2 separate regions of the Homo sapiens genome follow, and region 1 is linked to region 2. Evidence: chromatin loops called from intact Hi-C (ENCODE). Cell type or tissue: endothelial cell of umbilical vein. All regions are shown on one strand. Links, peaks and the distances in the headings refer to the core of each region. The heading gives the core; the rest is flanking DNA.

Region 1 (16,673 bases), core at 2,985-10,984, 61 kb after region 2:
TGAAAGACTGGAAGCTTTCCCTGTAATATCAGAAACATGATATGGATGTTTTCTCTCACCACTTCTATTCAACATTTTACTAGAAATTTTAGCCAGGGCAATTAGATGAGAAAGAGAGTTAGAAATGAGAGAAGTGGAAGAGAGAAAGAGAGAATCCAGATTAGAAGAAGGAAGTTAAAACTACCTCTATTAGTGGATGACATGATTTTCTAAAAAATCCTAAAGAAACACACACGTGCACACACACACACACACATACATACACACACATTATTAGAGTTAATGAGTTCAACAAAGTTGTAGGATATAAGATCAATATCCAAAAATCAGTTGTCTTTCTATACACTTACAATGAAAAATCCAAACATGAAATTAAGAAAGTGATGCCACTTGAAATGGCATCAAAAATTATAAAATAGTTATGAATAAATTTAACCAAGGAAGTGAAAGTCCTATACATTGAAAACTACAAAAGAGTTTTGAAAGAAATCATCTTCTATGTTTATGGATTGGAAGACTTAATATTATTAAAATAGAATACTCCCCTGATTGATATACAGATTCAATGCAATCCTGTCAAATTCCAGCTGCTTTTTTGCAGTTGACCCTAAAATTCAAGCTGATCCTAAAATTCAAGCTGACCCTAAAATTCAAATGAAAATGAAAGGGACATTGGATAGCCAAAATATTCTTGGAAAAAAAAAAAAAAAAAAAAAAAGCAAGGGCTAGGTGCGGTGGCTCACGCCTTTAATCCCAGCACTTTGGGAGGCTGAGGCGGGTGCATCACGAGGTCAGGAGATGAAGACCATCCTGGCTAGCATGGTGAAACCCCGTCTCTACTAAAAATACAAAAAAAAATTAGCCAGGCATGGTGGTGGGTGCCTGTAGTCCCAGCTACTCAGGAGGCTGAGGCAGGAGAATGGTGTGAACCTGGGAGGCAGAGCTTGCAGTAAGCTGAGATCGCACCACTGCACTCCAGCCTGGGCTACTGAGCAAGACTCCGTCTCAAAAAAAAAAAAAAAAAAGAGCAAAGTTGGAGGACTCACACTTCCTGATTTCAAAACTTATTACAAAGCCACAGTTACCAATACAGTGTAGTGCTGATATAAGGATAGACATATGGACCGATGGAATAGAATTGAGAGTCCACACAGAAATACATACATGTATGGTCAATTGATTTTCAACAAGGGTGTCAAATGGGAGAGAAATTTCTCAATAAATGTTGCCAGGACAATTGGATAGCCACCTGCAAAAGAATAATGTTGGACCCTTACCTCATACTATGTACAAAAAAGGAATTCAAAATAGATGAAAGATTTAAATGTAAAATCTAAAGTTATAAATCTCTTAGAAAGAAACATAGGTATAAATCTGCAGGACTTTGGATTAGGCAATAGTTTCTTAAGTGTCACACCAAAAACATAAGCAATAAAAGAAAAAAATTGGTAAATTGGATTTCAACAAAACTAAAAACTTTTGTGAATCAATGGACACTACCAAGAAAGTGAAAAGCAACCCATAGAATAGGATAAAATATTTGTATATAGGATATTTTGTAAGAGATTAGTATCCAAAATATGTAAGAACTCTTGAAGCTCAACTACAAAAAGACAACTGAATCATTAAATTAAAATAAAATAGGCAAAGGGTGTGAATAGACATTTCTTCAAAGGAGATACACAAAAAGCCACTGCAAAAAGATGTTCATGAAAGAACACATGAAAATTATTCATTAGGAAAATGCAAATCAAAACCACAGTAAGGTACTACTTTATACCTACTAGGCTGGCCATGTTGATGATTGTGATGATGATGATGTTGATGATCTTGATGATGATGATGATGATGATGAAGAAAATAAGAAAGATTGAAGAAGATGTGAAGTAATTAGAACTCGTAATCATTGTTTGTGGGAATGTATAATGATCCAGCCTCTGTGGAAAACAGTTTGGCAGTACCTCAAAAAATTAAACATAGAGTTACCATTTGACCCAGCAGTTCCATTCCTAGGTATATATCCAAGAATTGAAAACATATGTCCACATGAAAACTTGTACATTGAATATTTATAGCAGTATTATTTGTAATAGCAAAAAAGTGGAAACAAACCACATGTCCATTAGCTGATCAATGGGCATGCAAAATCTGGTATCTCCATGCAGAGGAATATTATTCAGCTATAAAAAGGAGGGGAATACTGATACATGCTACCTCATGGATTAACCTTCAAAGCATTATGCTAAGAGAAAGAAGCTAGACATGAAATGACACATACAGTGTGCTTCCATTCATAGGAAATGTTCAAAATAGGCAAAGTCATCAAGATAGAAAATATATTAGTGGTTGCCAGGGGATGAAGGAGAGGGAATTGGATTGTCTGCTAACAGCTATGGGGTTTCTTTTTGGGGTCATGTTCTGGAATTAGATAGTCTTGATGGTCATACACAACTGTGAATACACCAAAAACTATTGAATTGTATACCTTAAAATGGTTAATTTTATATTATCGAATGGTATCTCATTAAAAAAACAGGAAAACCTTTCTTTTCATAGGAAAGCATTTAAAAATAAGTATAATTATATACTTACTTAAATGTAATTTGTTTTTAGCATAACATTTTATTTTTAAACAGAGGATCCTTTGTTAAACTGACGACTGACATGTGTTTGTGATTTCGTAAGGCTACAGAATACCATTCTTGCTTGTCTAATCTTATAACACTGAATTGCATTTACGACCCCCTCCCCACCAGTACCTCAAACTAAATATATAACATCTATGAGGGAAAACTTTGAGTCACTGTGATCTTGGAAAAATAATCTTATAATTTAATTGTTGGTGGCGCTATAGGTTTTTTTTTTTTTTTTCCCTCCAATCAGTTTTGAAACAACTTGGTAGAGCTTAGGTAACCACATACATTATTGCCCAAACAAGACGCTTTTCAGCATGGCAGTAGGTACTAATCATATGTGTGTCAGCACAACAGGCATAAACCAGACTGTCCTGGGAAACCCAGGACACATGGTCACCTAAACAGAAGTGATATTTACTTCCAGGCACAGACTCATAACAAATACTTGGTGTGCGAGCGAGGATTATTTCAAAGGTAATGGCTGCTGCTGTTGCTGCTGCAGGTGGTGGGTGAGCTGGGCCATGTCCTCCCTCCTAAGCCAAAAGAACTGGTGCAAGGGAAGCCCCTGCAATCCCTGCTCACTCACCAGGGTCAGGGTTTCCTTGGAGGTGTGGTGGGGGAGATAGGGATTTCTTATAATGGTTTTAATGAGCCCGTCTGGGGTCTCCTCCTGAGATGATTAGCACCTTCCCTGTCTTTTGCATCTAAGGACTTTGGGATTGACCAGGGCTGCCTTAGCTAACATTTGTCTCTTCATTATCAGCTGGTGTATTGGAGAGAGAAAATCCACGTGGTCTGATCAAACTGGCAGAATTGAAATGTCGCCGCTGATGCTGGCAGGCCTGGGCTTTCCAGACAAGCAGAAGGAGTGGGTCTAGAAGGATCCATCTTCAGTATGCTGTATTCTGGTCTGCATTTGCCTAAAGACACTTTGGAATTATTTAGTCTGGCTTCCTCATTTTATACAGGATTGTTCTCTTTTCTTTGTGGGCGATCTACTTAGCTTCCATATTATGCAGATGGGGGATGGTTTATTTGAGGAAAGAGACTTGCAGAACTGTTGGGTGAAAATCCAAGGGTTACACGCATTGAGTCCCGCAGGGCTGTTTGCTCCACCACAGGCTTAGGTAGGTGAGGATTCTAACGCCCCTCCTGCCAGCATCAAGTCTCCACCTGGCCAGGCCCACGCACTCCGAGCCACGGCTCAGCAATCTCATTAGTGAAATGACGATCTGCTGTCTGCTTCCCTGGGCTGAGTTGTGGATTAATTGCTCCACCTCCAGCAAAGTACCTTAAAGCAAGAGAAGTTACATGAGTCCTCCAGCTTATATGGCCCAAGCCAGTCCCTGCTGGTAGGTGAGGAGAAGAGATGAGTGTAGGGGGATCTGTGGCTCTCTGGAAAGGTCCCCTCCCAAGAAAACCTCACAAAATGCAAATGCCAACTCTTAGCTGAGAGTTGGAACTGAGATGTGGGTGTATGCACATGTATGTATGCACGTGTGCATGTGTTTAGTGTTGGTGGCTGTGAAGTAAGAGGGGACACATGTCAAGCATGTAAGAATCAGGGAACTCTGTTAGGGGTCTCCCGTTTCCTGTGCCCAGCCTAACACTGTATCAGTTATTTTCCATTCATTCACTCTTCATCCTCTGACTCCTCACACATACGCATGATTACCTTCACTTCCTGGAGAGAAGTGGAGGGCCCCAGAAATCCAGCTTAGCCTCCGAGGGAGAGGGGCTTTCAGTGAAGGTGACCCAGATTCCATACACTCAAGGCAAACATGTTCTGAATAGGACCCCACATGTTCATTTCAGTGTTCTCCAGAGTGAGTTCTAGGATCCAATTTTCTTACTGTTTTTTTAAGTCTGGCAAACTGAAAATGGACTTCTTCCAGAAGGTCTGTCAGAGCTCAAGCCTTACTTGACAAATCCAGGAAGATGCCTTGACAGTGACAGGACTCAGCCTGGGAAGGAACTTGGCAGACCGGGACACCTTCCTAGAATCAGGCACCCAGTACTCGGTTTGCCTGCTTTCTCTTTTCGGATCTCACTTCTAAAGCTTTGCATATCTTCACAATGTATGTTATGACGGATTGAAATTGTTTAGGCCCCCATTACTCCCTGCCCAGGCGACTTGCTCCCCAAGCCCTGCTAGGTGCAGCAGCTTCCAAGGGCATCTGTGCTCACCCTGCCCAGGCCCCTTCCGCCCTTGACTCTCTCCACAGTTATCTTTTTAAGACGTGTGCCTCATCATGCTTCTTCCCTTGTTGAAATCCCAGTAGCCTCTCAGCTCCCCTCCCATTCAGGAAAGATTCCGGGCTCTCTGCAGTCTGGCCTTGGCCCACCTGCCCAGATCCCACCTCTTCAGGTCCACACTTGTTCACCATGTCCAGCCGAACAGTGTTGCTTGCCCTTCCCCAGATGTGCCAGCCTTTCCCCATCCTCTTTTCAACGCCTAGGAAAGCCACCTCCCTTTCTTCACTGGCTGAATCTTTGTTTGCAAAGGTTCTGTAAGCTGTGAGGGCCCCTCCTTCAGGAAAAGTTACCTGATACGGTGGTCCCCTTGCCCCACGCTGGGGTGGAGGCTGTTCTAGGATGAGGCCAGGCCCTGGCATTTAAGTTGTATGATGCTGCCACTCATCTGTGGCTTTGGGGGGCCTTGTTTGGGATTTCTCTATACCTGTCCGCTTACAAGGAACCTGGCACAGACTCAGTGCACGTGGAATGAATGAGGCCTTTAGAGGGCTAAAACTCCAGAACAAATTTTTCATATATTTTGGCTCTTAAGGGTCCTGATAACTTAGGAGCCACAAAGAAAAAGCAGAGTGAATGACTTCCATTATCACCCCAGGGAGCTAATCACACTCTCCTTAGCAGGGCTTTGCTCCTCAGAACTACCTGGCTGGCTGTGTGAAGGGGAGAAATGGGTGAGGCAGCAATTTTTCCCAATGTATAGACAAGGAGCCTGAGAGGTGAAACAACTGAACTGAAATGAGCTGGCAAGGGGGTGCTGGTGAAGAGAGCTGCTTTGGGGTTCAGATACAGACACAGTCTTCATATTTCCTATGACAGCTCCCTTCATCAAAACCTGGAAAAACAGGAAATAACCTAAGCTCATTAGAGGACTCAGGGATGACTAATGGAGTTAAGCCTGGGGAGAATCTGATGCTCCTTGACGTGGGTTCCACGGGGGCCAGGGTGGGGGCAGGGGCATCCCTCCTCCTCTGTTGTCTGCAGACTTTCTTTAAATTAGTCTTCTTCATCTGCTCATTTACCCCCGGGATTCAAGGAGCAGCACATTAACTAATGAAGTCAATTAACAGAGGTTTGAAATGCAATGTCTTGCAACTCAGGTATGGATTGGATACAAAAGGTTTGGCCCCAGTGAAAAGGTGACAGTGTGCTAAAAATAAGCCCTGGTATAAAGTGATCCTCCATCAGCTAATTGCTAATAGGGTTTCCTTGTGTGGGGCTCCGCAGCCCCATGGCTGGGCCTAATTGGCGAGTCCAGAGGCAGCATTCATGTCTCCGACCCACGGTTACAGAAGGGAGTGATTGCAGGGAGCCTGATCGAGCCACCAGCCGTTCCCAGACCTTGAGTGCCAAGGTGAGTTTTCTCTTTGTTCTTCTTGAGGCCTGGCCCTGACAGTGTCACCTCCTCCCTGGGCCTGGCTACAAGGGTCGTGAGGGCAACTTCTGTTGTAAGCCGAATAATGTTAACAGCTGGGATGTGCCGTTTGTCAGAGGTCACCACTGTTACAAGTTTCAGAGTGAACATTTTTAGTAGAAGGTGAGACAGGAGAACTACTGCAGGCTACGCTTTGAGGCTGCAGACTTGAAAAACCAGAGCATTTTCAGAGCACTGGGCGAAGGCTGCTCAGCCACCCTGCCCGACCCTCATAAACCCTTTTAGCTCAGACAGAGCCCTCTGGGTGGCAGAGAAATTGGGTAGGTGGCAGGAAAAAGTCAGTGGCTCCTGAATCAGGAGATAAGCAAGTGCTTAAATACTGCTCATCCACCCAGGAGCTGGGCCACCTTGGGCAGGAAACTTCACCTCTCTGGGCCTCACGGTGTGTAGACTAGAATGAGGGTTCTCACAGATCTCACTCTGACACTGAGTGAACCTGTGATTTTAAGATGCCCTCAGGTTTCAGCATCTTTCATGTTCCTTTCCAGGACCCTCCCTACCTCTTTTTTCAACGTCTCCACACACCAAAATACATGGGGCTTAAATGCGTGTCCTCCCCATGCCCTGCTGACCAAACTGCCTCTACTTTTTGTTCTAATTCCGGATTTCCCATGAGTCATCGGATGACTTAGCAAAGTTGCCCCTCATTGATTGTTTTTTTTTTTTCTCCCAAATGCTTCTCAGTCAATTAAAGACCTCATCTATTAACTGAAGAGAGAAGGGGATCTTGAATGCATTCTGGCCAGGTATGCTGGAGTCAGGTATACTCAGGTCAGAGGATAATGATAATAGCAATTATAATACTAAGAGCCACAACTATTAAGAGAACTTATTCTTTTGTCAGTCCTTATGCTGACGAATCAACATGCTTTACCACATTTAAACTTCTCAAAATCCCTATGTAGTAAGTAATATTATTATTTCCATTTGATAGATGATGAAACTGAGCTTAGAAAAGTTGAAATGATTTTCCTGGGATCACACAGCCAGTAAGCATTGGAGCAGCATTTAAATCCAGACTAAACACCACGAGGCATTTTTTTTCTCCAAAGACTAGAGAAATTTTGGACTTTATTTTAAAATAGTGAAACGTGCAGTGAGACATGCATACACACACTCAGCCATACTCATAACGAACACTCAGCCATACTCATAACGAACAGGAGAATTTATGCATACCAGTGAGTTCCAAGCTTCAGTGTCATCACCTTGTAAGGTCAGTTTATGTGCTTGTTCCAACAGTATCACAGATGCTTGGTTGGGGAGTTTCTCCCGGGAGTGCTTCGTGAGCTACACACATACACATGCGTATTTTTATATCATAGCTGCAGCCTGCTCTTTATGCTGTTGTTGTCCTTGTTGTTTTGCCTTCCAGTGGTATTATTATTCCTTGTGCTCACATTATTTTTTCACCAGGCTTGACTCCAAGTGGCTCTTGATGGTTTCCAATATGCAAATCCAATCTACCCTTAAAGGAAGGATTTGCCAACATTCAATTGATCTGACTGGCTGTTTTTTCCCACTACTCCAATGGCTTACAAAATATTTGAGCAGTGGCACCATTTTTATTTTCTTCCCGGATCTCTTAGAGAAGCCTAATCTGTACAACAGATGAAGGCAGAGTGGCTGTGTTTGAAGCATGAATTCGGGAGGCATGACCCCATCCACTCTCCTCTCCCATTCTTGTTCTCTCCTTAGGCCTGGAGGGCCAAGGAAGCTTCAGGTTTCAGGGAATGCAGCTTGGGAACCACTGCCCTGGCCCAGACAGCCCAATGGTGGGAGGGCCAGTGTCAGGAGCTCCACACCCTCTCTCTGGCCCAATGTGAGCAAGTTCTGCCTGTGAACTGAAGGAACATCCACATCTCTCCTAAACATTCTTACTGGCCAAAAGGAAGGAGAATGTGACTCTTTAGTGAACACCTCCGCAGGGTCTTTCATCCACCATTCATGTCTGTAAAAGAGCTTTTAAGAGGTTTGCAGAAATGCTTTAAGAAAGGAAGAAAAGGGAGCTTGGTGGCTATAAACAGAAAGGTTAGTTCTGAGGTCGAGAATGATACAGGGGAAGAGGAAAAATATTTAAGGATTGCAATGGAGTGAGGAGAAGAATCACAGAGATATTAAGAAAAACCATACAGAGTGGGAATTTCCAGCAGCAGGGAAAAGCACGATATGTCTGGATCCAAGGCCAAATGTTGGACATCCGCATCCTCCGTGTGCCCAGCCACCCACTGCAGTTAGGGACATGCGGGCCTGGGAGTGGGGAGTGTGCACCTGCTTTGTGCTAGGCCATGGGAGACACCAGCAAGGACCCATGAGAGAGGAATTTCTCCCTTAAGGAACTCACTGTCTAGGAGGGAACATACTCAAACACTCTAAAGCAAAGAGGAAATCGGGAAAGGCAGTAGTGGAGATACAAATGCAGTGTTAGGGGAGTCCAGAGGAGGGCGGCTTCTGTAAAAGTGTCCAAGCCAAAGCTGAGTTTCCTCTAACACATGGCATGATGTCCCTTTCCATGCTTCAATATGGACTTTGGGTGACATTTTGGACTCTTCATATTTTATCTTCTCAAACTCATTTTGACTCCCTCATCCTAACTTAGTTCTCATCCAAAAACAAAGAAAGTACTTCTCTGTTTATGCCCCCAAAGGAAGTATAAAATTATGACTATGCTTTCTTCCAACATGAGTCAGTTGAACCCCTGCTATAAGTGATGATTGCACGTGGCTCAGGAATGTTTCTGTCTCTCTCCTGTCTGAATTTCACTGGAGCATAGGAAGGCCCTTCCATTTTTGCTTAATTGCTTCACAGTTCTTTTCATTTTAGAGTGTGATTTTCTTATACCTGAGACCAACACAAAGGGAAAAAAAATCTCTGTGATCGTCAAGGAAAAAATACACAACCGTATTAGTTTGGAGGGCCTCAGATAATTACTGGTAAGCTGGGGAGAGGGCTTTATTACCATATGAATATCATAAAACCAAGGGATACTATGAGAAATTGTTGGATCTAATCCTATGATTTACTCATTTTCTCAGCAGCCCAATGCTGTGAAACAGGTTTCAAACCAAGTTCCTATTTCCTCTTGTGAATCAGTCCCTTTATTCCAAATGGAATCTGAAACAGCTTCACCAAGGCCAGCAGTGGGGAGCATCTTCACTCTAGGCTTTGGACTTGAAACGAGGTCTTGTTGCATTCTATATCCCCAGGACCTCATACAATGCCTGGCACGCAGTGGGGACTTGCTGAAATAATGTTTGCGGAATTGAACTGATGATGAACAAAGGCAGAGAAGTGGGAATGTACAGGGTGTGTTTGAGGACAAGTGAAGCAATAGCTGACACTCGTTAAGCCTTTACTGAGAACCAGAGAGCATGCTGAGTACTTTGTTTCCTTCTCATTTAAACCTCACAAGACCTCCATGAGATAGGACCATTAGTATCCATTTTACAGATGGGAAATACCATAGACTGAGTGGCTTAAACAACAGCCATTTATTTCTTACAGTTCTGGAGGCTGAGAAGTGCAAGATCAAGGTGCTAGCAAGGTAGGTTTCATTCTGAGGCCTCTTTTGGCTGGTAGGCGGCTGCCGTCTGGCTGTGTGCTCACAGGACCTCTTCTTTCCCCGCTTCTTTTTGGAGAGAGAGAGAAAGAAAGAGAGTGCGCGTGCAAGAGTGCACATACATGAGCTCTCTGGTATCTCTTACGAAAACACTAATCCTATCAGATTCAGGCATCACCCACAGGACCACATTTAACCTTAATTACTTCCTTCAAGGCCCCATGAGTAAATACAGCCACAATGGGGCTTCCAAATATAAATTTGGAAGGGAACACAAACATTCAGCCCATAACAGGAAACTAGTGCAAGGTTGCAGAGCTAAGAAGTGTTGGAGCAGGAACTCAAACCCCCTCCCTTATGCTGAAAACCATGTACCTAACTGTGAGGCAGTACCACCATCGTGTATGGAGTGATAGCTTGGTGTGTAGAGAGGGATAGGATGCTGTCATCGGAGATAATGATGATCAGGCTGTCTGGGCTCAGATGAATCTAAAGACTGAATCTCTCCCTGTCTTCATCTCCTTCTCCATCCTGTCCACCAGCCACACTGAAAACCTTGCAGTTCCCTGAGGCTGCTGCATGTTGCCTGCAATCCTGTGAATATCCTTTGAATATAGGTGCTTTGGTCTACCTAGAGAAGTGGTTCTTAAGCATGGCTGCACATTAGAATCACCCAAAAAGCTTTTAAAAACCCAGAAGTCAGAGCCAGATTGAAGGGCCCACACTGGTCTCAAAGAAATAATGATAGTAACAGATTATAACCTAATATACAAAATAGGAAACCATGATTTCCTGTGATACAGATTATTACCTAATGAATTGATAGTTTGATGACAAAGTATTTACATAATTTCAAAGAACTCTGCAAAAAGGACTTATTAATTACAAAAGGAAAATGAGTACATTTACAGTGGAGAAGCTTGACAGTCTCCACCTTGATCAAGTGACCCAAGTAAACATCATTAGTAATGGGACACACAGAAACCATGGGCCACTTCATAGGGTACAGTAAGAAGTTGCTACTGAGATAGTCCTGCCAAAGATGTACAGCTGCATCTAATCACGAGGAAACATTAGACAAATCCAAATTGAGGGACGTATTTTAAAATAACAGTCTTGTAATCTTCAAAAGTGTTAAGGTTATGAATGTCAAGGGAGGCCTGATAAACTGTTTCAGATTGAGGAAGAAGAGACATGACAACTAAAGGCAGCTTGTGATCCTGAACTAGATCATTTTGCTATCAAAAACATGATGGGTACATTTGCCAAAACTTGAGTGGTTGTAATGTACTGATGCGAATTTACTGATTTTGATGTTTATATTTTAGTTATGTAGGAGAATGTTCTTATTTGTAAGAAAATACACTACAAAGAAAGATGGGACATCAAGACAACAAATTACTCTCAAATGGCTCAGTTAATAAAAAAAAAAAAAAGATTTATGTTGTGCTTGCAACCTTTCTGTAAGTTTGACATTTTTAAAATACAAACACACAGACAAAATCCCTGATATCCAGTTTGTATACAAAACCAATTAAATCACAAACTCCAGAGAGGAGACCCAGGCTTGAGTAGCTGTTGGAGCTCCCAGTTGATTCCAGTGTGAGCCTGGGTTGGCCCTATTAGCCCATTTTCAAAGTATGGTCCCCAAACCAGCAGAATTAGAATCAGCAGGAACCTTGTTAGAAACGAAAATGTTCTGGCCCCACCCCAGATTTCCTGAATCAGAAACTCTGAGGGTGGGACCCACAATTTGTAATGCACCAAGGTTTTGGTGCATGCGTATGTTTAAGGACTATTGGCTATAACCTTCCTTGCTCCCCTTCTGTCCATATTTGCTCCCAAGTGCCCTTCCAGAGTCAGCTCAGCAGGTTTCCAGTCCTGGGGCTCCCTCAATACCTTAGAGTGCATCTCAGAGTTTGGGAATTATCTGTTTACGTCCTGATCTCCCCAACCAGGGTTAGTCCAAAGCTCATTCACACAGTCTCTGGAATAGCGTAAGCACCAATACATATTTATTATTGGTGCTTAAGTTGATGCTTATCGAATGAATTGAGGGACTGGCCGTGATGTTCAGTGGTGTTTCCCCTGTGCCACATTTTAGCTTCATTTGCATGCCCTTAAGAGGCATGCACTGATATGTTTCAAGTGTGTTCTGTGATGGGAGTTTGATAAGGGGCTCTGTGGAGGCAGGGGAGATGGCAAGCATTTGTAACCACATTCAGAAGCACCCCCGCCTTTCTGGAACCAGTACTGAAGCCTTTTACTAAAAGGTGCCTGTGAGCGGCTGGGCTTTCTAATTAAACCAGATGGACTGGATGATAGCTGATTAGATTCCTGACTTACTGATCTGCCTTCTATTTACTCACATAAATACGTTGATGAACCAGAAGTCATCTCATTCAGGAAAAGCACCTCACTGAATATTTTTAGAAAATTAAACTTTTATGAATGACCCAGACTGTGAGCAGCTCAAATGCCAAAGTCTGTTTCCTATGGCACTTGCATGGTTGAGCTATCAGCAGGGGGACCATGAACAAGTTTGTTTCTGCAAATATGTGCCAAAACAACAGCAACAACAAATTACAGGCCCGTCAGTCATTTTGGATGGAGAGGAGCACGTCATAATGATAGACATAACCAGGGACATGGGCACTTCTTTGCTTTAACTGCTTCTGTCCCTCCTAGCTCCATTCGATGTTGTCACATTTTGTTGATGCTGATTCCCAATTCAAATTCTCTGTTAATTGGTAATATTTGGGGGTAGGGGTAATGAAGTAGAGGCTAAAAAGAACACATGATACGTGAAAACATATATTTGTAAACATGCATATAAATATGGTACATCTGTCAATGCATAAATATATATGCCGATGTATAACAAAAATTATATGTCATATGCTTTAAAAAATCTACAAAAAATATTTAAGTATCTATATACATACACAAATAGCAAGGACTTAAAGTCATGATGTGTCTTGAGGAACTCTTAACTTCAGGTTCTGCTACTAATTAGAATCTATCTCCATGCCCTGTAGAAGATAGGGAGTTGGTCCCAGTTGGACTCATGGATAATCATTTTGGGTAATGCACTGCTTTAGGGTATTTCCAGGATCATTCTGCTGAGGTGGCAGAAGAGTGGAATATCCTAAAGCTATGACACCGATTCATGGCCCTGCAGAAACATCATGGCAGTTGAGAGTTTAAACCTCAGTCCCAAGTTGCTCAAATTGGCTTTGACAGTGAAAATTGGTGCTGAGCTGGACCGACTTCCTTGGCTAAACTGTATAATCAGAATTCTATTCAATCACACTTAAAGAGTATTTTGACTGCCTGTTGTTGCTAGCATGTGTTTACTTCTGTGGCTGATGCAACATATTTACAACATACCAGGTTTATCAGAAATGTAGAAGCATTCTCTCTTACAGTGAAAGCCAAGGTCAGGTTGTTCTCTAGAAAGAAGGCCAGTCTCTGGAAGGTCAGAGGGATGTAATCCCACTGTGTAACATTCTGGTTACTTATTCATTCATCTAATACATTCCTACCATGTGCCAGATATTGTTCTAGGATTAGCACTGGCTCCCAAGAAAGGTACAGTCCCTTCTTTCTTGGAGCTTACAAATTTTAAATATTAAGTCAACTAGCCATTAAGTTTTGTGAAAACAGAAATGAATCACATTGGTGGAATGTGCGAGCCAGCTGGGAAATAAAACTCATCTTCCAGAAACCAATCAGAAAGCCATGTCTAGAGAGTATTATTATGAGTTGAATTGTGTCCCCTCACCACAAAATTCATATGTTGAAGTCCTAATCCCCATACTCAGCATGTGACCATATTATAGATAGGGTCTTTAAAGAGGTAATTAAGTGAAAAGAAGTGACTAGGGTAGGTGCTAATCCAGCAGGACTGATATCCTTATAAGAAGAGGAAATGTGGATACAGAGAGAAGGTGATATGAAGAAAGAGGGAGAAGATGACCATTGAGTGGCCAAGGAGAAAGGCTTAGAACAGACCCTTCCCTCACCATCCTCAGAAGGAACCAGGTCTGTGGACTTCTTGATATCAGACTTGTAGCCTTGTGAGGCAGTAAATCTCTGTCATGTTAACCACTCAGACTGGGTGGTTACTTTGTTATGGTTACTTGGTTATGGCTGCCATACTCTATTACGGTAGCCTTAGCAAACTAATACATATATATTAAAATTCTAGCACATGGACAGGGAATGGACTGGCCTGATTGGGGAGGGTTCGTAGTAGGGTCATAAGTGTGAGACAGGGTGAAGGTTTGGTCAGGTTTTGAGTAGAGAAAGAGGTTGGCATAATTAGTGTTTCAGGGAAAAAAGAAAATTAAAGAAACCAGTGCTTGGGGAGAAAAATAGCGCTTGCAAACAGAGAAATCAAGTTGCAACCTTCTTTGCATCTTAATAGCTTCATCAATGTGAAAGAGGCTTCTGCCCTCTCCAGAGGACTCATTCCCCTTGATGTCATGTTTATTGAATTGTCTTGTTTTACAAAGATGTAAAATGGCTTTGTGTTGGGCTAGTTTCTTCTTCTGCTCAGATATATTAAGTTCTTCCAATGTGAGACTCTCTGTGTCTCATGTAATTATACAGTTAGGCATTTCCTTAATGCTGGAATTTAGTTTTAAGCCCAGTGTACAGAGACCATTGCTAATTCTACATTTGGATTTGGGCCCTGACTACTGGGCCTTGGGACAACACCAGGACACTAACTAGGTGGTGAGAGAAGCAACAGGACTGAGAAGAGGGTGATATTTTGCCATTTGTGTTCTATTGCTGGGATGCTCTATGACAGGGTATTGAAAAATGATGCTGGGAAGGAAGGGTGGACCATGAGCTCCAAGATGTCAAAAACTGGTGGCGGGACATGGGGCTTCCACTGGTGCTGATGGGCTTAAAGATCACTGCAGTACCCAAGGCCCATAATACCCTAGTCCTGTTGGACTAAGAAGGTATCTTCATTGAGGGATAACTTCATCCTATAGTTATCTCAGAATCTCTAGAACCTAATCTATGCCTGGTTCATCGTTGGCACTCAATAAATGTTTGCTACAGGGAGGGAGAGAGCAAGAGAAGCTTCTCTTTGGTCCAGGGAACATCCCCATAGCATAATTAGTATGGCGTAATTCAGTGCAACTTATGGTTCCCAAGAGTCTCAAACAAGAGCTCTCCTTACCCACTGCCCCTGCACCACTGCTTCTCCCAGAAGGGTCACTTGCATATGCTTCTGAAGCCATCCTCTCAGTGGCCACTCCAGCCACCACTTCCCTTTCCTCCCACATCAGCAACTGTGGCGCTCTTTGCCAAAGGGCTGCAGTGATTGAAGACAGACAGCAGTGTTCTCAACTAGTTCCTCCCAGTGCATTCATAAGCTCCCTTGGCAACTGCTCAGGCCACAGTGTGCTGTGCCAGCAGGACATCTCACCCCAAGTCTTGCTGGCTGTACTCACCTGCATTTGCCACAAGGCAGCACTGCCCTCCCTACACTCCCCAGGGCCCTGGAGTATTTACTAGCCATCTTATTCTGTCTCTCCCCAGGACTCAGGTATATGGCTACAAGGAAAGGAGCAGAATGAAATCTTAGCATGACCCTCTCCCCTCTGCTCCATCCCCACCCTCACACTATTCCTCTCAAGACTCATTCTTTTCAGAGGAGGGCTTTCCCAGGAAGCACCCTAGAGCCTCCCCAACCTTCCACCAGCCATACCCGAATCCTAGGGTGAGTAGCAGTAAGGCTCAAACTGGGATCTCTGCTTCATAAAGAAATGGGCTACCCAGGGGTATCCTCTTCATCTGGACACCACACCTCATCTTATACAGATAGGCATATTAATGCCTCAGGCACCAAAAATATTCCATAGAGCCCCAACATGGCTTCAACAGAATGGGAAAACCATTCAGGGGTAGGAATCAGATGAACTTCTACTTGAAACCAGACTATACCACTTACCAGCTATGTGACCATGGTCAAATTATTAAGACTTTCTGGGCTATGGTTTCCCAGTCTATTAAATGAGATGATTCCTATCTTACAGGACAACAGGGGTTTTATGTGAGAGAAAGTGTGAAATGAAGGTACACTGCTGCCTGCAAATAAGAGGTGCTAAATCCACCTTGCTTTTCATGTCTCTCCATTCCCTTAAGTTAGACATAAGGAATAATTTGATATAAATCTTTGGCTTTAAGCCACCCACTGATGAACCTCCCCTTGAATATCCCAGCCAGAAAGCTTGTGAAGAGTTCCTACTGTGGCTAGGATACTGCAGAGGAACCTGAGCTTGTTCATGTTAGCCAGGGCTGAAATCCACACCTGTCTGCCAGAGTCTCCTGGAATGTGCTAGCAGAGCTAACTGGGCCATTCCCGCTGAGTTCTATAGCATTTAGTAGAACACTTTCATCAACACATAGTGCTCAGAAAGGGCTTCAGATGAAGCTGAGGGGGATGCCTTCAGCAGTCAGGTGCACAGGAGCAGAGGAATGCAAGGGAAACCTCACAAATAAGTGCAATTTCTTTATTGGCTTACCCCGTCCAGGAGGCCAAGGGGCCACAACCTAGATAATGCCAGCATCCTTTCCACCACCACCCAGATAATTGCTCTAGGCCCAAGAGAAATTAACATAAACCTCTGTAGGTTCCCTGCAGACTTGGCCCTTTTCAACCATTGCTTCCATCATCCACCTCCATCATTCCTCATCTCTGCTATTCAGGCCTAAGACCTCTGCTTAGTCAACAGTGCCTTATGACCCATGCCTCAGGCCTGTGCTCTGC
Region 2 (16,673 bases), core at 5,628-13,627:
TTCTATAGTCCCTAGCCCCTGCACTCTGTGCTTTTATAAGTATATTAGAAGGTACTTTATCTTTACTGGCAGTGTATTGGGATGTGGCAAATGTACCTGCCGTGGGAGGGAACTGTATGACAGGCATAAACCCAGGCCACAGTGCATTTCTATGGTTAGGTGGAATTAGCTCCAATGTCTGATGTCCAATTAGCTCTGATGTCCAGGTATTTAAAAATTACTCTATTAGAGTAATACATTCTGAAATAGCGTTTAAGGGCTGGTCTAGTGACAGTAGAAAACATTTATGTAGCACTTCTTGGTTATGTTTTTAACCTTCTCTCATTTCATTTTTACAAAGTTCTTGACAGGTAAGTATTTTCTGGAGGAGGCAAAAGGACTGAACTGGAGTTCTCATCTGTGAGATGAGGAGTTGGGAGGCATGGATCTCTCCAGTCCAATTTGTCCTGTACTCTGTCATCTGTGGTTGACTTGTGCATTTGAATGTCCAGGCCCTGTGGGTTAGAGTGTTAGCTCTGAGGTTAAGTTACCTAGATTGGACGTGGGGCAGAATGTTTGCCCTCTGTAAATATCTGTTTTTCCATCTCTAAAATGGGAATGATAATTGCACCCACCACCTAGGGCTGAGATAGCATTAGATGAGATCATCTGTGTAAAACGCTTTTTAAGTTCTTAGAAGTCTTCCCATCACCATCATCGCCATTGTCATCGCCATGTCCATCACTCTCAGCCTGCTGTCTGTGTCTGACTGCAGTTATAAACAATGTGAGCAGGATGAAGGATATGCATAAACTTGCCCTTGCTCAGTTTCTCTGCTATCCACATACCCCAGTGCACTCTTTGATGCATTGCTTTAGAAGGGGAGAGTCTGGGTGTCTTTGCTACTGTTTCTATTTCCGTAAGAAAAATGGCCCATGAAGAAACTTAAAAACTGCAAGTTTGAATTTCTCCAGGCAGGCAAAAATGAGGTAAATAAAGTAAAGGACTTGGCTGGCAATTCCCAAAGAAGCAGGCTATGGAGGGACGAGGTCCCGAGTAGGTAGGAAGGCTTATCGAGAGAAGCTGCTGGTTCATGCACTGGCATCATCCGCTATTGAGTTATCTTGTGTCCGCTCAGCCAGCTAAGCACAAATTAATCTCTCATGGCTGACCAATTACGTACAGTCTTTTGTGAGAAAACAAGTTAAAAGAAATGCATTAGGTAAAGAAAGGGCTAGCAGCTCTTGAGGTGGGAGGAGGGTGGGCTCACACAGTGTTAGAAAGCATTTAACTACACATCCGTACTCCAGCGGGTAGTATCAGAATGTGTCTGAAAGTAACGATATCTAATTGTGTGTTTGTGTGTTTGTGTGTATGTGTGTGTGTGTGTATTTATTCATTAGGACTAGGGTGACCAGGCACCCTTGCCATCTTGGAACAGTTCCAGGTTACCACTGTTGTCCCTGGATAATTATTGATAGCACCTTCTTTCATGGTTTGGACAATAAATTATATGGTCACCTTAATTAAGACCACATAGCCTATCTGTATATATAACAAATACACATGATTTGTCATGCTTGGAAAAGTCTAATAGGCTATTGTTGAGGTATGCCTTTTTTGTTTTCTCTAGAAACATAAAATCAAAGTTGTATTCCGGAAAGGATTTAGCCTTTGGAAAAAGGCCAACCTAGACGCTATTGTAGAGAATGGCTGAGTGTGGTAGTTAAGAGACGAGGGTCTGATGCTGATCACGCAGGTTCCAGCCCCAGCTCTGCTATGTATCAGCTGTGACTCCTTGGGCAAGTTATTTAACCTCTCTGTGTTTGTTCTGTGACCTCTGAAAAGGGCATAGAGGTACCTACCTCATAAGATTAAAAGGAGGATTCAATGAATTAATAGTTAACACACATGAAACTGACTGACGTTAAGTCCTTAGTAAATATTTGCTATTACTTTAGTCCCAGCTTTATTGTTCATTAGCTGTTGGGGCATGGGGATGAACCTCTCTGAGCCCTATTTCCCTCATCTATAAAATGAACATACTAGCTGGGCATGGTGGCTCGCGCCTGTAATTCCAGCACTTTGGGAATGTGAGGCAGGAAGATCCCTTAAGCCCAGGAGTTCGAGGCTGCAGTGAGCTATGATTGTGCCAGTGCACTCCAGCCTGGATGACAAAGTGAGAGCTGTCTCTAAAATAAATAAAGTAAATAAATGAATAAAATAAAATGAACCAATGAATTTCCACCCCCTGGAAATATAATAAGCTTCAAATGAGATAAAATATGAAGAGTTTAGTGTGGCGCCTGGTTGTCAATGGATGCTCGACAAATGTTAATTTCTCCTCCTTTTCTTACTGCCTTCCTTCCTGCTTTCCTCCTTTTTTCTAATAGGATGGAAAGCACCTCTGATAGCTCATTGAATTCATCTCTCCTCCAGTTTGCTTGTTTCATGGAAGATTTAAAGTTGTTTTCTGTGACGTCACTGGCATGAGGCTGTGAAACCTACCAGTGAGATAAGTTAAGCTTCCTAAGGGTTACCTCTGTCATCTGCATGATGCAGAAAGACTGTGAGCCTGGGATGTGTGTAGTGATGACAGGCAAAGAGAGTTTTAAAAGTTGTCTTAATTTTTACAGGCTTCTGGAGGATCTGTTGCTGATTGCACTGGTGAGTTTTGGGTTTTTTTTCCATCTCCCCATTCCTGACTGTCTCCCCTATGGTTCACCCAATGTCTATGAGTTATTTTAGCTTCCAGTAATATTTCCATTTCAGTCAAAACAACAATGAAATAAGCCTGGCAAAGAAAAATCTATATGATAGCTGGTTTTACAAAGGAAGGCATAATTACAAAATACTATAGTTGCTTTTGGTTTCTGTGGGGTCAACAACACCTAACCAAGAGTTTTATCAATAAAAACAACCTTTGAAAAAATGAGTGATTATTGATTATGACTATAAAGTATAGATCTTTTGAAGTATCTGCATTCATTCAGCCTCCAGATGGATGAGTTTTTACTTGTCTGTAATCCATCCATCCATCCTTTCATTCATTTTATTTATTCGATGAATATTTTTAAGTGCTTTGTGCCAGGTACTGTGACACGTTCAGGGGATGAAATGGCAAAAAAAGAACTGTATTTGTCCTCATAGGGTGTACGGTCTACCTAGTGTACACATCACATGCTTGTCATCATTTAAACACACTCCAAGACTCATCAAATGTCCTGAAATGCATCAGAAAAAGAAAAAAAAATAAAGCCCGGAAGGAAATGGAGGGAAAAGATCAGTATTACATGTAGAAACAGGCAAAAAGCTTTATATCAATGTTTTGCGAGAAGATAAAATAGGTATCGTGAGCTGAGGTCAGGCAAGCAGACTAGAGAAATGAAGCAAGCATTTCATGTGAAAGCTTCCAAACTGTTCTTTTTGCAATTACTAGTTTTAGCTCAAGCCTGAACCCATATTCTTGCTTTGCTTTTTCACCTCATTTGCCTTAGACAAATTCTGATGGGATGTATTAGTGTCCCATATACCACCTACCTATTTAAGATAAAGCCTACTTACAGCTAATAGAAAGTGGCACTATAATGTATATTTCATATATTTTATATATATATATATATATATATATATATATATATATATATATATATATATCAAAGCTTGTGATCATAGCCATTAGAATTATGTTCTTGTAATATGGGTGATACACACAATTTACGAAGTTGGAATGTTTGGGGAGGAATGTAATTGGAAAACTACCATCAACAAAATGGCCCAAATTCTTTACCAAATAGCATTAGTTAACCAATGTTTTCTAACACTGATTGGCAAAGAAAGTGCATCAGAATTACCTGGGTCCTTTGTTAAAAAGGCAGATTCCTGGGCCCAGCCTCACCTGCTGAATGAAAATGTCTGGAGGTGGGATCTGGGGATTTGCATTTTTAACAGATTTGGTAAGTTCCCATGCACATTGAAGTTTGCAAACTATCAAGCTGGTCCATCTATTTTTTTTTTTTTTTTTTTGAGACAGAGTCTCACTCTGTCGCCCAGGCTGGAGTACAGTGGTGCAATCTTGGCTCACTGTAACGTCCACCTCCCAGGTTCAAGTGATTCGCCTGCCTCAGCTTCCTGAGTAGCTGGGATTACAGGTGTGCACCACCACACCCAGCTAATTTTTGTATTTTCTTAGTAGAGACAGGTTTCACCATGTTGGTCAGGCTGGTCTCGAACTCCTGACCTCGTGATCTGCCTGCCTCGAACTCATGACCTCGTGATCTGCCTGCCTCGGCCTCCCAACCATCTGTTTTACCAAGGAAGAATGTGAACCTCAGCCTCAGAGAACTGTCTCTGAGAAATGGACAAAGCAATAATGCAGTAAAAAGAAAAAAGAAAGAAACCAGACACCTTTCAGATTCTTCACAATTCCCAAATGCCAACATTTCTAACATTTGAGGTTGACAAGAGCCCAACTGTATTTTGCCAGATTTTTCCCCTCAAATTTTACCTCCCTCTCCCAAGCATTTTTAGGGAATTCAGTCCATGTGTTCTTGATAGTCCTGCACTAAACTTATCGAAAATGTCATTTTGTAACAGTGATTTGGTTGCCCTGTAGTGTTTCAAAATCTTTTGTTCCTCCTTAGAAACCAGAAGTTGTACTTGGCCAAGGACGAGCTAACCCCAAACAGCAAGAGGTTTGAGTTGGCTCCAAAGCACAAGCCTCACAAATATCCCGTGAGTCTCCCACAGGCTTGGGGCTCTCTGTTTAGAATTAGAACCTAATCTTCAAATATCCCTTTACCCTCTTGCCTCAAAAAGGAAGGCAGTGAAGAGCAGCAGCAAGGCATCCTGGATGAGCACTGGAAGGGGAGAATGCTCATGTTTTAGTCGTGGGCTTTCCACCAGTTAGCTGTGCAGCTTTGGGCAGATACTTGAACTTCTCTGGTGCTCTGTTTCTTCATGTTTAAATGAGAGGATTAAACTGTATGACTTTTGGGTCGAAAGTACGTCTCTGCCATCAGTATCATAACAATTATTGAAATTGCTGCCTAGAATCTTCCGCTACCACAGTGTATTTTGATTGGACTGTTTATTGCCTTAGCAAACACAATGCAGTGCTGTGTCTTTGGCATCTTGCCAGGAAAGATGAGCCAATTTTCTCGTGTTGCTTCTGGATGTCAAAACATTCTCATCTGACCATGCCACAGAAGAAGTTTGTTGAGAGTGTGACTGACTGACATAATGACTGATTGGCTGATAACGGCAGCTGACAGTGATTGATTGAGTGTAAAATTATCTGTTCTCATTACTTCTGAAATTGAATTCAGATTGGTTCTATTGGAGGGTTTCCATGGAGACCATAACCTGCTATAGCAAGTGTTTGTGGATGCAATGTTTTATTGTGATCAATACCTGTTTCCTCTGCTGGTCCAAAGAAATTATTAATGATTATAGTCAAGTAGAAAGAGGCAACCATATATAAGAAGAAAAAAACTCTCATATTTTGTCTCATTGCTACATAAAACAAATGTGGGCCTTCCCAGACTTGCGCTTTGGCTAACTAGTTCATAATACGTTCGATAACTTGCCATTCTTCTTTTGCTATTAATGCAGAGGGTTTGCTTTGGAAAAAAGAAAAGTATTTCTAGGACTCTTTCTCTCTTTGAAGAAGATCAGAATAATAGACGAATGTTCATACTTGGTTTTTTTTTAAATGCGATGTTACAGAAACAACAAACATTTAATCAAATCTTAAACACACCCATGTTAATGCAGAGACAGAGATGGTCCCTCAGGCTTTTTCTGGGTTGTTTCCATGAATGATAAAGTCATTAAACAATTTCATAGGCTTGCCTTATTGATCTCTCACAATGGCATGCTATGTCTGCTCTTCAGGAAAGCCTTTCCTGACTGCCCCCATCAGAGTTAATTACTACTTACTCTGTGTTCGCATGGCCTTCTTCCATCTTCTATTATAGCATTCATCTCAGGCCACCTTGCCTTACAATTACTTGTATCTCTTTTTCCCACTAGATTATGACCTCCTTGAGGACAGGGTGATTTTCTTGTTGCTCTTTGTATTATCCTCAGCATCTAGGTGAATCTCTGATACATCACAAGGGTTCAATAAATGCTCATTGAATTGAATTAACTGGATCTGCATTCCAAGGTCATCTCTTCCTAGACTGGTGTTGAATGGGATTCCCATGAAGTGAGGCAGCAGAGTGCGTGCTTGCTGGTTCTGTTGCTTTGTCTCCTGCCCTGTGGCTGCGTCTGTGCCCAAGAGGATTGTTAGGATATATTGTGCTACAGGAGATTGATATTGTATAGGATGTCTGTACAGCTTATAGACTGGTGCTGACCGTACTGAAATGATGGTGGGAGGATACCTAATAAGGATTCTATTTTATGCTTAGCTGTATTCATTCATTGGTTTGGTTGGAATCTGCTTCAGCGTACTTCCTCTACCCAAATTTGGCTCATTAGCTGAAATCACTTTGGGATGAATCCACTGTTAATAGTGGCTAACATTTTTCATGCACTTACGACATGTCTGGCACAGTACTAAGTACTTTACATATTTTTCAATTCTTACACATTGCTCCCATTATCCCATTTTGAAGATAAGGAGACTGAAGCACAGAGTGTTTATTTCCTAAGGTCACACAGCTAGGAAGTAGAGGAGCTAGGATTTGAATTCCTATAGTCTAGCTTCCTACCCCATTCTTAAGCTATCTACCCTGTTGCCGCCTGACAAAAGTGTGTTTCAAAATTTAATTCCTGAACTGACTGCATCAAAATCCCCTGTAGTGTTTGTTAAAAGTGAAGATACCCCAAGACCTACTGATTCAGGTTGTTTTCACCGAGGCCAGCAAATCTGCACCAACATGTTTTATTCTGTTCTGTACCTCAAGCTTTGATGCTGCTTTGTTTTCTTGTTTTGGGAGAAGGGCAGGGGTGGGGGTGGAGGCAAGCGAGTCCAATACTACAACTTTAGAAATCTCTGCTCTAGGGTGAACACTCTCTTTGAGACTTCTAAATTAAAGTCAAGTCTTTTGGATTTTTGTTTCTTTGTACTGCCTAACTTTAGAAAGACCTGGAAGCGGTAACATGAAAACATTTTTAGAGAGAATTACCAGGCATTTTTGGTAGAATGAGTGTTTAATGGAACAGTCCAGAGAACTCATCAAAGATGTTTATTAAAACGCGCAGACCTGCTCCAATTAAGGGCCCAGTCAGTGGTGTTAACAGTGAAGGGACTGTTCCAGAGGCGTGCTGCACGGGACGCCCACCCCAAATACAAATGGTTTGCCAGTAGCTCACAAATGAACCCCATTGCCTTGCACTTAAGCTTCCTGAAGCACATACATATCCTGCTTTGTGCTTTCCGCCCTATAGTAAACGCAAACCAATGGAGATGTGAAGCAATCTAATAGCAACAAGGCAAACCTCTACTTCCTCTAAAGAGGATTGCATCCTCTTGCTATCTTTGCCGATGCTCTCCTACAGACCCATCCCTGTCATGTCTTTCCTGTCTTTCTAGTAGAATTCTGGCTGCTCCCGTAGGACCTCCTTGCGGGAATTTTCCCTGGTTGCTGCCTCCAAGGAGAGGCTCCCCACCAGAAAGTTTTAAGAGGCTTATGCTTCTGGGGTTAATGCGGTCCTTTCTGTCACCTTGTTTTCTGTTCCTAGTTATCTTTCGGTAACTTTTTTCCTAAACTACTCTGAAAGGCATAGACTGTCTCTTGAAAGCTCATCTGTTCTTAACCCCTTTCCCTCATTCCACTGACTGCAGCATCTTCCACATACCATTCCCTCTTAGCATTTATGTCCATGTCATGCTTTTGTTGGTTTATTTGTGTATTTTCTGCTTCCCACCATTAGATCATTTGTAGAATTAATGAATGCCTATGGGTTAATAGATTTTTCGCTGTATCCTCTTTTCTCTGTATCTCTCTGCCCAGTTGCTTAGAAATGCTTCTGTTTGTGTATTTGTATCCACCTTCTTTGGGGAGAGTTATGACCCTGGTCCTTATGCCATCAGTGGTATTGCAATTTTGTATGTAGCATGACCATTTTTAAAAATGACATTTCATAGTGAGTGATTCAGACACCTATCATTCAGCTTACCTGCCGGGGCCCTCCAAAATGAGCAGAAGGCCTCTGTCTCATTCTAGAAGCTTGAAGGTCTCCACGTGGTTTGCCCAGGGGCCCACAACCTCCCTGCAGTCCAGGAGTGCTCCCATTAACCCCAGCTGTGTGATTCAGACCAGATTCTTAGGACTTTTTAAGTGAAATGGGACAGAAAATTGCTTGATGTATTTTGCCACATGAAGTACATTTTGCTGCCGCTTAGTTCTTTATTGTCGTTAGATTAAAAACTCTCCTAACGTTGTGTGGGTAAGTAAAAATCTTTTTATTTTTATCTGGTATGTTTTGAAAAAAAGGAAAAAAGAAACTAGACATTGTCAAAATATTTGCTTAATCTTGCAGATTTGGGAAGTTGTATAGCCACTCGCTCTGACAGACCAGAACAATGGTCATTAAATGAGAAGCAGATGTAATAAAGTATGCAGTAAAAGCCTTCTATTATGGGCTGGAAGGGGAAAAAAATGAGTTGTTAACAGAACACAGTAAGCATTATGGAATAAATCAGAACAAAACCATTCCCAATTACTGTACAAAGATAATTAAAGTCTACAATGCTAATTAAGGTCTGTTTATATCTATTTCTGTTTGTGTACAAACATATGCGCATAGTTAAATATTTTCCATTGTTTTTTATGTGATGCTAACTTCATAGTTGAATTTTTCTGAATTTAACTTTTGTTTTTATGTTACCAGGAAGTACAATCTCCAGAAAACTGAAACTCCAGCTTTTCCTCCTTGATCGTAGCTTATTTTTCTTGGCTAACTTCAGAAAATTCTTCAAGTATGTAACACTACTTCCTTGAGTGGATTTTTTTTTTTTTTTTTTTTTTTGGTCTGTGATGTTTTTAGTGGAATCAACCAGGGTTCCCAGCCCCCACTATTAAAAAGAAAAAAGATTTTTTTTTTCCTTGAACTTGACCAACATGCACAATTATAGTCACACATCAGAGTTACACAGGATTACAAAATGTCTTTTGGATATAAATCTCAAATAAATTCAAACTTGAAGAAAAAGAAATTGGTAAATAATCCTCCCTACTGGCAGTTCCCCAGGGTTTTCTTCACAGACTATAAATATCACATAAATATTCCCTGACCTGTAAGCTATAACTTTTGGATGGATGTCAATGGTTTTTTAACAGGGAATAACAATGAACTGTAATTGTCGTTCAGAAGTGATCAGTTAAACAATTAGAAAGGCAACAGCTTTCAACTAAGATCCAGGAATAGCCTCTATATAGACTGACTCAAGCAGTCTGAGAAACGTAAGAAAATCACTTTGTGCCACCAAATAAATCAAGAATGACATTTTTAAAAGAAAATGCTAGATACTCCTTTTTTCCTTCTTTCAAACCCACCTGCTTCCTCTTTTTCCCCCTTAGTTTCAGTCCATCAAGGATTTTATATAGCTGCAATTTCAACACATTTCTTCCTTCTAGGATTAAACTGAAACAAAAAGAGCCTGTGTATGATACAGAACTTTAACAGTCTTTAAATAGCTTTGGCAAGCCTTCATTCTAGACCAGGACTGTCCAATTGAACTATAATGGAAGTGGCATATGTAATTTTAAATTTCCTAGTAACTACCTTAAAATGAATAAAAATAAATAGGTGAAATTAAGTTTGATAATGCAGCTTATTTAACGTAACATATCCAAAATATTTTGGTTTCAACATGTAACCAATATAAAATAATAGTTAATAAGATTTTTTTTTTTGAGACATGGTCTCACTATGTTGCCCAGCTGGTCTCAAAGTTCTGGGCTCAAGGAATCTTCCCACCTCAATCTCCCAAGTAGTCGGGACTATAGGCATGCACCACCATGCCTGGCTTGTTGATAAGATATTTTACATCCCTGTTTTCATACTAAATCTGGAAAATCTGGTGTATGTATGCACTTTACAGCACATCTCAATTCAGACTGGCCACATTTCATATGTGCAAAAGCCATGTGGGTTGGTGGCGACCAAATTGGACACCATAGCAAGTAAATAATACTTGAATAAGAACCACTATTAAGTTAATAAAATCTGTAGGCTTGAGTGTCTTATTTATATGGAGCTACTATCTAGGTCAATTTGGAGATAAAGAATGAATCACCCTCTGTCTCTCACTTGGTTGGTGATGGATTTGGAGAAAGAAAATGGCAGGAGGTCTTAACAAATTTGAAGGGTCCCACTGAGAGCAAAACTGGTTTTTGTTTTTTTTTTCAGAATAAAGCTATAAATTTGGGGCTCTTGAGTTTTGCTTGCAAGTGAGGACTGAACTGGAAGCATTGTTGGGGAGAATTAGTCCTCTCTGAACAATCTGAGAACAGAGGGAACATTTGGACTAAAGGAAAACTCAGCAGCACTCTCCCCTGATTGCCTGAGGCAGCTCTTGCCTCATGGAAGACCCGCTTTGCCTCTCCTGTTTGTTTTGTAGCCATAGACTGGAGCCTAAATTTGTTCCAAGCTCAGTGATCAACATGCACAAACTCCTTGGGGTATAGCCAAGAGAGCGTGGACTTTTATAATCTGATAGCCTTTGGTTTGAACAGCTGGGTGACTTGGAGCAAATTGCAGATCTGAATCTGTTCCCCGCTCTGTAAAACAGGAAAGGCAATGCCTACCTCGCAGAGTTGTTTGAGGAGTAAGTATCATAAAGTATTTAAAGCACCTGGCAAAGTGCCTGACACATAGTAGGCAGTCAATAAATTATAGCTATTATCATAATATAAATGTATACGCATGTAATATTTATATAGACATAGGTAATAAGAAAGGATTCCTTATTTTATTATTGTTCCAAATTGCTGCTGTGGCCTTATGCAGAAGGATCCCCTGTACTGCTCTTTGACCCATAAATGAAAACTAGTTTCCTAGTTTATGATCTTGTATGAAGATAATTCTTGCTGAAGCCAGGGCAGGAATAGGTAGATGTCTGGGCTGTGTTAGAAAACTCTTAAGCATTTGTTAGACTTAACTTTGGCCTCTTTTCATTGTTTTCAAAATGACTTTAGTTGTGAATGTAAAATGTTTCTAATATCCACCCTTGGTCCAACCTGGGTGTGTGATTACACTCCATATGATTGTCATGTGAAAAGGTGAAGTGGGCAATTTTGGTCTACTCCGTTGATCAAATATAGAAGTTCTTGATTTTTACCTCTTAGTGGCTTATAGTTTGAAAACCAACTTTTAATTTTTTCTCTTCTCTAATTCACTTTCAAGGTTGTGAGTTTAGCCAAATTTCATATGACTCAGTCTCATGCCCAGAAGGGCACTATTTGCAGGATTCTACTTGATTTGTGTATTGGGGGAGATATACCATTCTTCTTCAGTTCAACACTTCTGGCTTTAAATTACATTTGGGTCACATTTTATAGCTTTCTAAGGGATCTGTACAAATGGTAACCACAACTGGTAAAATGTGATGTAAGCTACTTGGAAGGGTTTTCTTTGGAATCCTACGTAATTTCAAGTACTCTGCATGTAATTTTGCTAGCCAGTCAATTAACTGAAGTGTTCTTCATGGGTAGAGCATGTGCTGAATTTGACATACATGCTTACGTGCAATAAGTCCCTTTCACAGTGTACTTCCCTTGTGACACAAAAAGACACTATTTTGAGACAAACCCTATCAGGTAATCAGCGATAAAATGACCATCCTTGGCAGATTAGGTAGGAGGAACATATATCTTCCAACTCTTCAGAAGAGAAGTAAGTGATAATGAAAACAAAATTATGAACAGTTTTACATAGTACACATGAACTTCTATATATAGTCTTTTGCATAAGAAGAGTCTCTAACCATTCCTGTGGTTCTTCTGTCATCCTCTCCATTTGCCCATCGTCGTGGAACAAGTAATAGCAGATTTATCCTTCCACGTCTTTCTCTTTGCTAATACAGATGTACATATGCATGGATACACATTTATAGGGAGTTCCTCTCTTTTTGGTGTGGAAATAGCATCATACCATGCATATTTTTTTCCACTGAACAGTACATCTGGCATACCTCTAAAAGTCAGTAGATATAGTTGTAACCCTTATCCTCCCCCAACCACCAATTTGCCAAGAAGAACTTTAACTACTTCATACATGTATGTCTAGAACATACACACAACCACATAGTACAAAACTTCAGCAACAATATCCCAGGAAGTTAGTTGCTTGCTGAGCTAAGTCAAGTCCTGGTTCAAATATGCATCTCAGGAAAACCAGACCAAGAGTGTTACCACTTGGTATATAATAGAAAAGAAATAATGCAAATAAATAAACTGGAGGCATAATCTCTTTTGAGCATTATAGATCCCAGATGAAGACGTGTGAAATAAAGGCATCCTTCACCTAGAGATCTGAAAAGAAAATAAATATAAATTACACTTTCATAAGTATCCCATTGTTTCACAAAATTTGGTATTCAAAAGGAATTTTTCTTTATATCATAATTGAGTTTCAGCTAGCTAATAATACTTTTGGATTTGATATTTTTATGCCGTTGTTTCTCTTACCCCTTTCTACTGCTCAAATCTTGTCAAGAGAGTGACAATTTGTAAATAAATTCAGTTTAGTTCAGTTAAACAGTTACTGATGTCAACTGTTTTGGTCTTGAAGTACTTGAATAATGATATTTTAAATAACCTGGGTTTTTTAATTAAAATGAAATATACATGTGTATGTGTGCATATGCATATTTTTTATACACACATATACATATACATAAACTGACTTTCATAGTTTTGTGAGTTTTAAACTATATTTTTCTAATATCCTTCACAATCATTTGCGTTTTTCTCAAAATTAATGGGGAAGAGATACTATAAAGTATAGCTTATCTTTTATTAGAAATAAACTTGCTTAGTAAGTTGGATATACACGCAACCTTAAAAATCTGTTTTAGATGCTACATTTTTTTCAGTTCTCGAATGTGCTTAAAAGTCACGGCATTGTTTTGTTCATAATCACCATCCTGTTATGGGCCCCAAATATGCTTGGCAATCTTCTAATTCTCTGATTGACTCATTTTCTCACACAACATGACAACTGTTTTAAATTTCTTCTCAAACTTCCTGTGCTTCAACTCTTCCTTCTCAGGACCTGTGCACCATGGATTATTCCTTCTCTTCTAAAACCCACTCTACCTCTCACATGGGTCATGCCCACTGGCTTACAGAAAAGTAACAAGACTAGTACAGATAAACTTAATTTTCTTCTCAATCATCTGAGAATAAGTTGCCAACCTCATGCCCCAATACCTGGAATACTTTAGTGTGTAATCCCTGTATACAAGGATATTCTCCTGCATATACATAATACAACCATCAATATCAGCAAATTAGCACTGATACATTATAACCTTCAAATCCTTTGACCCCGTTCAAGTTTCACCCATTGTCTCAATCAGGTCCTTTATAGCCAAAGGTACTAGTTCAGAATCACCTATTACATCTAGTTGTCAGGTCTCTTTAGTTTCCTTTAATGTGAACACTTCCTTAGCGTTTCCTTGACTTCCATAACCTTGACACAGATGATGACTCTAGGTCAGTTACTTCATGGAATGACCATCACTTTGGGTTTGTCTTATGATGAGATTCCAATTATGCAGTTTCAGGCTATGAAGTGTCAGGGCTCCTCAGAGCTCAGTCTCAAGCCTTCCTGTCATCTCACTGGGGCAGGATCATGCGTACTTATGCCTCCACTTGTCTCTCTTTAGGTGAGCCACAGATCCCCATCTCAAGCCCAGGCCTCTCCAGTGAGCTCTGGAATCATTGCACCCACTGTCTTCCTCGTGGCCCTTTTTGGATACCAAAGGCTTTGATCTCCATGTCTAAAACCAGACTCATTGTCTCCCTCTGACATCTTGGGCCTCTTACAGTGTCCTGTCTCCCATGGGTGCCACCACTATCCATCTTGTTATAAAACATGAAAACAAGAATTCTTTCCCCTTCTTTACCCTCAGATCCAGTCTGTCACCCTGTCCTGTTGATTTAACATCTTACACATCTTTCTAATCTCTTCACTTCGGCCCATCCATGCTACCTCCACCTTTGCCTTGGACTTTTGCAGCCTCTCAACTGGCCTACACATAAGCTTTCCAACTCCCTCCCGTCTGTACTCCTTACTTTAGCCAGAATGATCTTTTCACAATGTAAATTCCATTGTGTCCTTTCCTCTTCCCTCCACCTCTTTCCTGCTTAAAGCCCTCCAGTGCCACCCATTGCATTTAGGATAAACAGAACATCAACATGGCTGGCAGGGCCCTGTGTGGATTTGCTCCTGCTTCCCTCCTCAGTCTCATCTCAGGCCTGATCCTCCCTGGCCTTTTTTTTCTGTCTTTCCAATGGTGCTCGTCATGTGTCCTCCAACCACACACAGGAGCTTTGCTCCTCAGCTTGTCATTTCCCTAGGCTTGCAGTATTTTCACATAGATTTATTGGGATATAATTCACAGACCATCTGGTTCGGGTTGGTGTTTAGATGTTTTTTTTTTTAATTCACAGACCTCACAATTCACCCATCTAGAGTGTATAATTCAGTGTTTTTAATATATTCACAGAGGTGTGCAACCATCACCACTATCTTACTTCAGACCATCAGTACTATCTTATTTCAGAATATATTCATCACCCCAAAAAGAAACCTGTATCCTCTAGCACTCACTCCCCATCATACCCACTAGCAGTCACTCTTCAGCCACCACCACCCTCACCACCACCATCCCTCCTGTTCTGGACAATTTATGTAAGTAGAATCATACAATACTGTGGCATCTTTCCCTTAACATAATGTTTTTGAGTTTCCTCTGCATTTTAGCGTGAATCAGTACTTCATTTCTTTTTATGATGGAATATATTTCATTGTATGGACAGACTATATTTTATTTGCCCACGCATCAGTTGATAGACATTTGGGCCAGCCTTTAAATATTGAATTCAGCATCACTTCCTCAGTGAACTTTCCTGACCTGCATGACTAGGCCAGATCCTGCTAGATAGGGTTACTGCACTGTGTCTGTCACCTTGCTAGCATTTGTCATGGTTGCAATTCTACTTTTGTTTGCTTGATTCTTGGCCTAATTTAATGCTGGTCTTTTCTAACAGACTGTAAACTAGAGGGGGCAGGTACTGTATCTGCTTTGACTCACCATGATATTCTAACACCTAACAAAGGGCCCCGCACATAGTAGGAGCTCATTAGATACTTGTTGAATGAATGAATCCTAATTTAGTTCATTAAAACCAGATTGTTTCTGGCAGTCTACTTATCTAGACCGTTTGTATGAATTTCCTTGGCATAGTCTCTATTGTGCTGGAGATAGGAAGGGCCCTCCATAAACCACTCAACTCCTCCTCATGCCCCCAGCATGCCTTTACCCGTTTGTGTATTTATTAATAGAATTCAGCATTTATTTTATATATTTATTGGAATTAAGTTGCAAAAATGTAGAAGTAACCATGATGGGCAAAAGCAGAGCAGGTCCTGATGTGAATACATTGTGAGCCAGAAGCAGAGCTGTCAAAATCCAGGTTACTGTCAGATGTGAAGAGGAATGGGATTCCCAGGGCAAGCTTTTGTCAGTATTTGGGGAAAAAAAATATTTTTGAGCAAACTTTCTCTTAGGAAATAATTTATGGTAGAAATATTTTTGCTTGAACAAGTGGTTAGCTATAATGGCAGTAGCTACCCTTCGTGGAACACTTACTGTGGGTTAGGTACTCACAGTGCTATGGGCTTTAGGTTTGTAAGGTCATTTATTTCTCCTAGCCACCTTGGGAGATAGACATTGCCTGTTACCATTTTGCAGATTGGTAAACTGAGACTTTGAGAGAAAATGTAATTTGGCCTTTATCCCATAGTTTTTCTAACTTCAAATCACATGTTAACCACCATAGTTTTAGGTACTATCTATCCATTTTGGCAGATCTAGGATCTCCTATTAATTGCAAGATTTAAAGTAGAGAATTAAAGAAGAAAGTTAGAGATGATGCCTGAGTAAAAGCATACTTGTTGTAACAGAGCAGAGGACGTGGCCCAAGCTTGGGAGCTGGATAGATCTGGATCCCACCATTTATTAGTTGAGCATGTTATTTACTTTCCCTGAGTCCCAGTTTCCTAATTTTAAAGATGGGGATAATTCAGTCAATCTCAGTAGTATAGTTATGGATCAAATGACACAAAATAAACAAAACGCCGAGCCAAAGTCTGACACAAAGTAGATGCTAAAAACAGAATAAGCCACCTCTGCCCTTTCATTTCTTCTACTTCTTCTGTGTTAATGGGCAAATGAATGGCTCCAATAGAAAGGTATGGCTAGCCCTCCCAGTTAATACGTTTTCAGGCCAAGACTAAAATGAAATTGGGACTAAAATGTTAAAATGTTTACTAGAAATATAAACTTGCATTCGCACCTTAAATAGTCCTCTCTTCATTTCAGTGAATATCAATTCAACTAATACTATTGGCGCATGCAAATGAATATGATAGTAATGGACCCTCGCCCACACTGGGCTCATATTCCATTAGAAGAGACATAAACAAACAGGCTTTTATAATTCAACCAA

Evidence for each region. Peaks named below come from ENCODE experiments on the same cell type or tissue, not always from the same donor. Only the 100,000 strongest peaks of a DNase experiment are listed, where the experiment ranks them.
Region 1: it touches region 2 in a loop (5-fold over the local background); 5 of 110 quality-filtered maps call a loop at or near these places.

Annotation. Positions count from the first base shown.
Region 1 is chr15:60,963,314-60,979,986 of GRCh38, reverse strand. All of the region lies in intron 1 of RORA (RAR related orphan receptor A), which reads left to right. Among named protein-coding and RNA genes, the nearest start is that of RORA-AS4, 210 kb to the right of the region's middle. RefSeq lists an enhancer at 5,955-7,154. In endothelial cell of umbilical vein, for the core only: no CTCF peak of the experiment used is centred there; DNase peaks (open chromatin) are centred at 5,756 and 6,936; H3K27ac peaks cover 3,198 bases.
Region 2 is chr15:61,027,077-61,043,749 of GRCh38, reverse strand. The region is part of intron 1 of RORA (RAR related orphan receptor A); the gene reads left to right. It overlaps LOC107984805 (a long non-coding RNA gene), which reads left to right. Exons shown (of 3, transcript XR_007064660.1): 2 at 2,616-8,911. Among named protein-coding and RNA genes, the nearest start is that of RORA, 190 kb to the left of the region's middle. In endothelial cell of umbilical vein, for the core only: no CTCF peak of the experiment used is centred there; DNase peaks (open chromatin) are centred at 6,489, 9,039, 9,189 and 10,649; H3K27ac peaks cover 3,745 bases.